Linked DNA regions of Homo sapiens: region 2 is linked to region 1. A link is a contact called in ENCODE Hi-C or POLR2A ChIA-PET data. All regions are on one chromosome and are shown on one strand. The core of a region is the stretch at or near the end of the contact, and the rest is flanking DNA. Distances in the headings are between cores, read along the strand shown.

What was found. A loop is a pair of places that touch in the nucleus more often than their neighbours do. ChIA-PET counts read pairs that join two places held with the same protein, here RNA polymerase II (POLR2A). Pooled maps may share reads with other maps.
Region 2: a map of heart right ventricle shows a loop between it and region 1 (4-fold over the local background). The contact joins the promoter of LINC02777 here to the promoter of HSD52 in region 1. A Hi-C loop is called at or near these places in 30 of 168 maps with a recorded cell type or tissue (IMR-90, PC-3, Right ventricle myocardium inferior and 14 more), 16 of 37 single-sample maps with no recorded cell type and 35 of 50 pooled maps. POLR2A ChIA-PET finds 5 or more read pairs at or near these places in 3 of 52 experiments (Panc1, activated B cell and naive thymus-derived CD4-positive, alpha-beta T cell).

Annotation. Positions count from the first base shown.
Region 1 is chr1:59,144,677-59,148,647 of GRCh38, forward strand. HSD52 (a long non-coding RNA gene) reads right to left here and starts at 2,131. Exons shown (of 3, transcript NR_027120.1): 1 at 2,000-2,131. RefSeq lists an enhancer at 1,960-2,019 and a silencer at 2,140-2,289.
Region 2 is chr1:58,901,911-58,905,881 of GRCh38, forward strand. LINC02777 (long intergenic non-protein coding RNA 2777) reads right to left here and starts at 2,228. Exons shown (of 5, transcript NR_183656.1): 1 at 1,658-2,228. RefSeq lists silencers at 1,622-2,011, 2,072-2,321.

The DNA of each region.
Region 1 (3,971 bases), core at 881-3,380:
TTCAAGTCTTTCTAATGCCAAATGTATAATACCCATGGGGGCTGTTAATATAATGGCCAATATTTATTGTGTGATTACTATGTGCTAGTTGCTATGTTAAATGCTTACATGCAACATTTCATTTCCCTTCTACAAATATGCCATGAGGTAGATACCTGCTTTAAAATAAAGAAAATTGAAACTCAAAACAGTTAAGTTCCCATAGCTAGGATGACCAGCCAACCACCACTCAAAGCCCCCTGCTTCTAGCACTATGCAATGTTGTCTCCATTGTCTTTAGTCTAGTCCACCCGAACTAAGGAAAAAAATACTTTGAGCTTTTCACAAAACTTGTGTAAAAGCAGGTACATTTGAGGATAAAAAGTTTAACTATTTTATTCAAAACTCTTTATTCCCTTTGTGAATGGTCCAGTGAAAAAGGCCAAGCTTTCCATGTTACCTGCGAGGAAGGCCCAGAGAGGTCATGAGACCTAATCAATAACACACAGCAGCACCAAATTCCTAGTTCAGTGCTCAAAAGTTTAAACCCCAAAAGCCATTCAACTCCTCCTCCCTCCCCTCTGTCTTCTTTATGACCTGGCCTTGTAGGGTAATGGGAATGAGCATGGAAGACAGTCAAGCTGGGATCTGAATCCTGGACATAGAATTTACCAGTTGTAAGCACTTGGACAAGTTGCTCTTTGTGTCTCAGCCTCAGTTTTCATAGCTATAAAATTGTTATATAACATTGTTTTTTTTTTTTCTTTTTTTTTTTTTTTTTGAGACGGAGTCTCGCTGTGTCGCCCAGGCTGGAGTGCAGTGGCGGGATCTCGGCTCACTGCAAGCTCCACCTCCTGGGTTCACGCCATTCTCCTGCCTCAGCCTCCTGAGTAGCTGGGACTACAGGTGCCCGCCACCACGCCTGGCTAATTTTTTGTATTTTTAGTAGAGACGGAGTTTCACCGTGTTAGCCAGGATGGTCTTGATCTCCTGACCTCGTGATCCGCCCATCTCGGCCTCCCAAAGTGCTGAGATTACAGGCGTGAGCCACCACACCCGGCCTATAACATTGTTATATACTATTATTCAACTTGAGGGGGGAATTGAAAAGGTTAAATGAGGTAATGTCCATCATTCTATGTCATTACTTTGTTTTAATTTCTTCCTAGCATTGAACACTACTTATGATTATTTTATTTGTTCATGAGTTTACTGACTTTCTACCTTTGTCTTTCCATAGCTGTTCTCCAAGTGTCTAGAATTGCAGTGATTAGCACAGTGGCCACTAGCCAATGTGGCTATTAAGCATTTGAAATGTTCCTAGCAGGAACTGAGATGTGCTGGAAGTGTAACATACACACAAAGTTTCAAAGACACAGCATTAAAAAAAAAGTAAATGTAAAATATTTTATTGATAATTTTTATATTGATCACATATTGAAATAATATTTAGGGCATATTGGGTTAAATTATTAAAATTACTTTTACCTATGTCTTTTCACTTTCTTTAATGTGGCTGCTAGAAAATTTAAAATGTCGTATGTAGTTAATATTATTGCCATCGACCAGTGCTAGTCATGAACAATGCTGGCACATACTAGGTGCTCAATAAATAGTTGAACGACTGAATATTTTTCTTTGAATGAGTGAGTGGCACAAAAGTGAAAGTATGTGAATAATAGTTTATCTCAAGTAGGCGACCTCCATAGGATAAAGCTGTCTGCTTTAGGTTAATAAACTAATTCTGGTTGAGGTGTTAATAGCTGATAACAGCTTAACTTGTTGGCATGAGTCAAGGTAAGATGTACATTTTAATTGCAACTCTCTAGAAGTCAGATAAAAGTAGGCTTTTTAATTCTACTGTGAGGTCTTCCAGAAGCAAGGTTCCTTTAGATTAAATTAAAAAAAAAAAAAAAAAGAAGAGGAGGGAGGGGACAAATGCTGAGAATGGGGATGGAACAGAGGATGGAGGGAGATGCGGAGAAACTTCAGAGCGGCAGGTGCCTTCGTTTCCCGTTACCTGCTGAGTCTAGTCCCTTCCAGGGCACACAGTGGGCGCTTAGTAACTGTAGAAAGAAGTCGAACGAAATCGGAAGGGGGAGAGGCAGAGGCCACAATCAAGACACGGAAACGACAGTCAGTCGAGGCAGCAGAGAGGGTTTCACGCGGGCCAGCGGAGGCGCAGGGCAGTTGAGAAGGGAACTTGCCACGGGGCGGAGGGGCCGCGCTCCCCACCAGCGCGGCGCGGGGGCGCTAGGCCAGGGACCGCCGGGCCAGGGACCGCCGGCTGCGAGCAGCGGGAACGGACCTGCCCCGGGTCGCAGCGGTTTTTCCCGGGCGGGGCTGAGGCTGCAGGGAGGCGGGCGTTCCGGCGGAGGGTCACGGCCTCGCCGCCGGGACTTTCCTGGGGTGGAGGTGTGAGCACGTAGGAGCCCTGGCCTTTCCAACTTCCCAGGTCAGACTGGGGCTGGGACCACCCTGCGCGGCCTTGGATGCAGGGAACCAACCCAGTGCTAGTCCGCCCTCGCGGGGACCTGTCCTCTCGCCTGACCTATGAAGTCCGTCCCTGCCTCCAAGGCTCCAACAAAGTCCTTCTTTCCCCCAGAGTAGCAGTTCTCAAACTTGAGTGCATCAGCATCACCCAGAGGCTGTATTCAAACACGTTGCTGGCTCCCTCCACGGTTTCTGATTCTGTGGGTTTAGGGTGGTGATGCTGATTCCTCTGGTCAAAGGACCATCCCTGGAGAGCCACTGCCCTTTAGGTAACGATTTTCCCCTCATTTTTCTTCTGAACTCGGTCAGCACCTTGTTCAGCCTCCCACTGAGCCTGGAACCCTTGACAGCTGGGGAAACAAGTGCGTTGCTGCTAAGCCAGGAGGGCACCTAGGAATCCCAGCTTCCAATCCAGGGCGTTTTCCTCTGCATTCACTGCTTCTTTTACTCTCTTGGGAGCCTATGTGTGGGATCCAGAACAGGGCAGAACCCTGAGTAGTAAACGCTGAACGGGAAGCGAGGTTAGTTAAATCCAACTGCAGGAGAGGAAAAAAGAGTCCTTTTCTTCCGGAGAGGAGAGGGTACACAGAGGATGCCTGTCCACTGACCAAACCTGCCCTGAGCATCACCATTGACGCTTTCGTTCATTCAAAAAACAAAGTTAATTCAGCAGGTGCTCTATGCCAGGCACTGACTTGGTATGGGGGATAATGAAGGAAATAAAACCGAGATCCCTGTCTTTGGAGAACATACTTCCTAATAGGGAGATTAACAGTAAACACAATAAAAGGTAAATCAATGAATATGTTAGAAGGTAGTAACAGTTACAAAAAGAAAAACAAGAGTAGGGTAAAGGAGTGCAATTGGAGTTGCAATTCTAAATAAGATGGGCAGGTAGGCCTTATTGATGAGGTGAGTTAAGATATTAAGCCATAGGATAGCTAGGGGAAGAGCGTTTCCAACAGGGGGAACAGCCAGCGCGAAGGTCCCGAGTCAGGAGCATGCCTGATGTGTTTGAGGCTCATCAAACGGGCCATTGTAACTGGAGTAGGGGCAGGGATGGGGAAGAAGCTGAGTAGGAGATGAGGCCAGAGAGGTAAAAGGGCGGGCAGGAAGATGTTAGAGGTCTGGCCCAGCCATTGTTAAAGGATTGACTTTTACCCTCCAATTTGATTTACTGTTTTGCCCTAATGATTCTTGCCTCGTCCATCTACAAAATCTGCCTCAAAAACAGCCGTTAACCATCCCCTGGCTCACAGCTGGAGCTTGTTTTGAGAATGATACTATTTTCATAAGTTGGTGGGCCCCAACCTCTCAGATTTGGGGCTTGCAAAGGTTGCAATGACCCTTTCTGACCTGCAGATTAGAGAGTTGGTAATTCATATTTGCTTTCAGCATTTTTTTTTAATTTTCTCTCATCATTCCCCATACCTCCTCTGGGTTCTTGTTCCCCTGACGTACCTGCTCCCTGAAGCTTCCCAGATTTCTAGAGCAGCACT
Region 2 (3,971 bases), core at 978-3,477, 240 kb before region 1:
ACTTGATGAAGTAAAGCAAGGAGGCCTCTGGAAAGGAAGGGACATTGGGCTGATATGCTCTCCAGGCAGAGAAAGGGGGAAAGGGGTTACTCCAGGGAGAGAGAGCATCAAAGGTTAAAAAAAAAAAAGGGGTCACATATTGAGTGCTTACCACCTGTTTTAAGTGCCATCTCTCTGATTCCCATGTCAATTCTGTGAAGTAGGTATTATTCAGACCACTTTATAGAAGAGGAAACATAGGCACATAGAGAACAGGCACCTTGCCTTTGCTCACACAGCTAGTAAGGAATAGAGCTAGAATTCAGCCCTGGGCAGCCTAGCTTCAGAGCCCATCCTCTCAGCTACTCTACTTGGAGTGTTTGGGGGCAGCTGCTAGTAGTTCCTCACAGGTGAGGCAGGCAGTGCAACTGGTCACATAGGCAGGAATCTGGTCTACAGGGTCTTCCTGTATGCCGGCTTTAGGCACTTTCTTCATGAGGCCTTACATGTTCTTCATCTAGGACCTGGACCTTTTGGGATCCATGAAAATAATAATGCTGTGGTATATGCATGTGTGCTTGTGTGTTGAGGGGTACACCCACCTTTCTCAGGGGAATTATACAGTTCCATTTTTTTTTTTTGAGACAGAATCTTACTCTGTCCCCCAGGCTGGAATGCAGTGGCATGATCTTAGCTCACTGAAACCTCTGCTCCCGGGTCCAAAGGATTCTTGTGCCTCAGCCACCTGAATAGCTGAGATTACAGGAGTGCGCCACCACGCTCGGCTAATTTTTGTATTTTTAGTAGAGATGGGGTTTCACCATGTTGGTCAGGCTGGTCTTGAACTCATGGACTCTTCTCTATCACAATATATTCTAAGGCAGGCAGCGATCTGCCTGCCTCGGCCTCCCAAAGTGTTGGGATTACCGATGTGAGCCACCGTGCCAGGCTTCTATTTGCTTTTGCTTTTGATACACCCATATCTGCTCATTGTAGGAATATTGGGTGCCTTCAGCTCAGCTGGATTCTCTTGGCTTCAGTGTCAGTATTTGAATTCTTGTTCATTTTCTGCTTTCCCTCCCCAGACTGGTAAGTCCATGAGGACAGAGTCCTTGTCTATCCGCCAGACCACCAGTGTCCAGCACAGTGCCTGGCACACAGTAGGTATTCAATAATTGTTTAATGAACTCTGGGGCTTTGATTAATAATTTAGTTAGAGAGTAAATTAATTGTGAGTTAAATCTAGTTTGGTCAACAACATACTTTACACTGTGCAGTCAGTGGGGCAGGAGGGAATCACAGAAGGGTCTTTGAAGATGAAAAGTGCAGGGACTATTGGCCTAGATCAGTGGTTTACACATGAAGCTGTACTTTTAGACGAGCTTGCCTTCCGGGATTTCGATCCCTGGTCTGAGGTGCTGTTTGAGCTTCCCAGGTGATTCTGAAGTCACCAGATCGGTATTGAGGGATGCCAAATTTGGGGGACTTCCTGTTCTAACGTATTTCTTTTTGTCCCCCGAACTCATTCAACTTGTGCCTGAACGGTCTCAGCAATGGGAGCTCATTATTTCACAAGGCGAGCTGCCCAACCCAGCGTAACCACAACGACAACAATCACAGTGACACCATGTAGGGACCATACATTGAGCATTTCTTAGGTGTCAGGTACCGTACATACATGCTGCTCACTCCAAAGGCGAGGTGGGTAGTACTTGTCTGCATATGACAGCTAAAGAAACTGCAACTCCGACGTTGGTGGCGCTGGGAGTCTCAGTGGCGGCGGGGCGGGGCAGGGCCGGGACCGAGGCCACGTCCCGCCCGCCGCCCGGCTTCCCGCCCATGGGCCTCGGCAGTGCCCGCGGGAGGAGCGGGTGGAGGGAGCCGCTCGCCACGTCAGCGCACGCCCGCCCCGGCGCTCCGCCCGGCCCTCCTGGGCCTCCCCATAGAAGGTTAACCCGGGCCGGATCCCACGAGGACTGGTGGGGGCCGGGCGGCCCGTGATTTCAGTTTCCGAAGAGTCCGGCCCTGCGCAAAGGCGGGCAGGGAGGAGGAGTTCGGGAAGCCTTCCCGACAGTCTGTAGATGAAATGAACGCGCCCCGCCTGAGCGCCACTCGGGGAGCGCGCCGAGCCAGTGCAGCACCGCGGCCTCCCGGCCCGCCAGGCTGAGGGTTTCCGCGGGCCCTGACCCTGCTGGCCCCCACCGGGCCAGTGAAAGCAGCAGGCTTTATGCGGCTGTCGGGCTCGGGGCGAGGAGCCGGCTCCACCCTCCCAGTCTGGGCCCATCCTCCGGCCTCGGCCAGCCCCTTCCCTCCCTCTCTTTGGCGTTCGCGTTCCCTCGGCCTAGCAGACCTCTTAGAATGTTTGTTTTCCTTCTGAGAAAGAGCGGAGGGACGTGGCCAAGACCAACATGAACTGCAAACACGGGACATCCTCTGTGTGGGGGGACATTTTTCTGGGACCAACAGACCTGGGTCTGAATACCCATCCTGCCGCTTCCTCGCTGGGTGACCTTTGTATATCTTTCTCCATCTCTCTCAGCCTCATTATCCTCATCTGTAAAATGGGGATAATGACGCCTTACCTATCTTTAAGATACATTCTGAGGATTAGATTGGATAAATACGGATCATACATTTTAAGCACTTAGTGCTGTCAATGGCAATTAACATTATTATTCATTATATTGTTATTATGAATGACTGATAATGACACTCAAGATTATTAATGCTACTGTGTCAAAAATATGCTCAATTAAATTTATTTTTAGTGAGTGAAATAGTTTTATGAAAGGTAAATAAAGAGGAATAATACTGGGTCGGGAAGTATATACACGTTATCTCATTTAATATTCAAACAGCTTCAGAAGGTGGGTGTTATCATCCCCATTCTGCAGATGAGAAAGTTGAGGCTCTTGGAGGTTCATTAACTTGCCCACCTCACACACTTCAAGCCTAATGTCCTGCCCTCCCTCTCTCACTGACTTCCTTGACTGCATCCCTTAAGCTCCAGTCCCTTTCTACCTGCCTGCCTCAGCAAAGACTCGTCCATCTGCAGAGAAACCTGGAGGAAAGTGAGTCAGCTCTGGAAACTGGATAAAGCTCACCTCCTCCAGGCAGCTTTCCTGATTCTCTCCCTCCTCCCCCTGTAAAATTAATCCTTCCTTCCTTTCTTCTCTTGGTGCCCATAGTATGAGGTTGCACACACTTATTGCAGGTTGTGTCTCCCACCTGGGGAGTATGCCTGTCTAAGGCAGACGCCACATACTTTTTCACTCTTGAAGGGTCAATATGGTGTTGTGGTTAAGGGCACAGGCTTAGGAGCCCAACTGTCCAGTTTCAGATCTTGGCTTTACTACCTACTGGTTGTGAGCCTTAACCAAGTGACTTAACCCCTTTCAGCCTCACTGTCCTTATCTACAACATGGAGATTGACAATAAGATCAGCCTTGTGGGGTTGCTATAAGGATTGAATGAGTTAAGATATAGAAAGCAATTTGAACCTCTAAGTAATCAGATGTTCACTGAATGAAGACGGAATCGTGAAGGTCTTGAATGTTGCTTACTAAGATAGTGAGATAGAAAGCATGTTGCAGAGTTAAGAGCAGGAGTAGGTATCAGAGACCTAGGTTCTCATCCTGGCTCTGCCTTTAACTTTATGTTTGGATTGGGCCTGTTCCTCCCTCTGTCTGAATCTGTTTCCCCTTCTGCAAAATGATAAGTTTGGCTCCCGCTGCTAGATGACTTCAAAGGGTAATATTCAGTGTATTAATTCTGTGCCTCTAGGACTTTGCTTGTGTAATGTTCCCAGTTAGCGGTCACACTAAAAAATAAATGACTGGTTTGCCCCTGGAAGCATGAAGCTCAACCACTGGCTACCATGAACTCAGAGGTAGAGGATTGTACCAGTTTTGATAATTGCCAGCTTTTTCTGGGCAGGTCTTAGTGCCTGGCATTGGGCCAAGTGCCATCATTGTCTTGTTTAGTATTCTCAA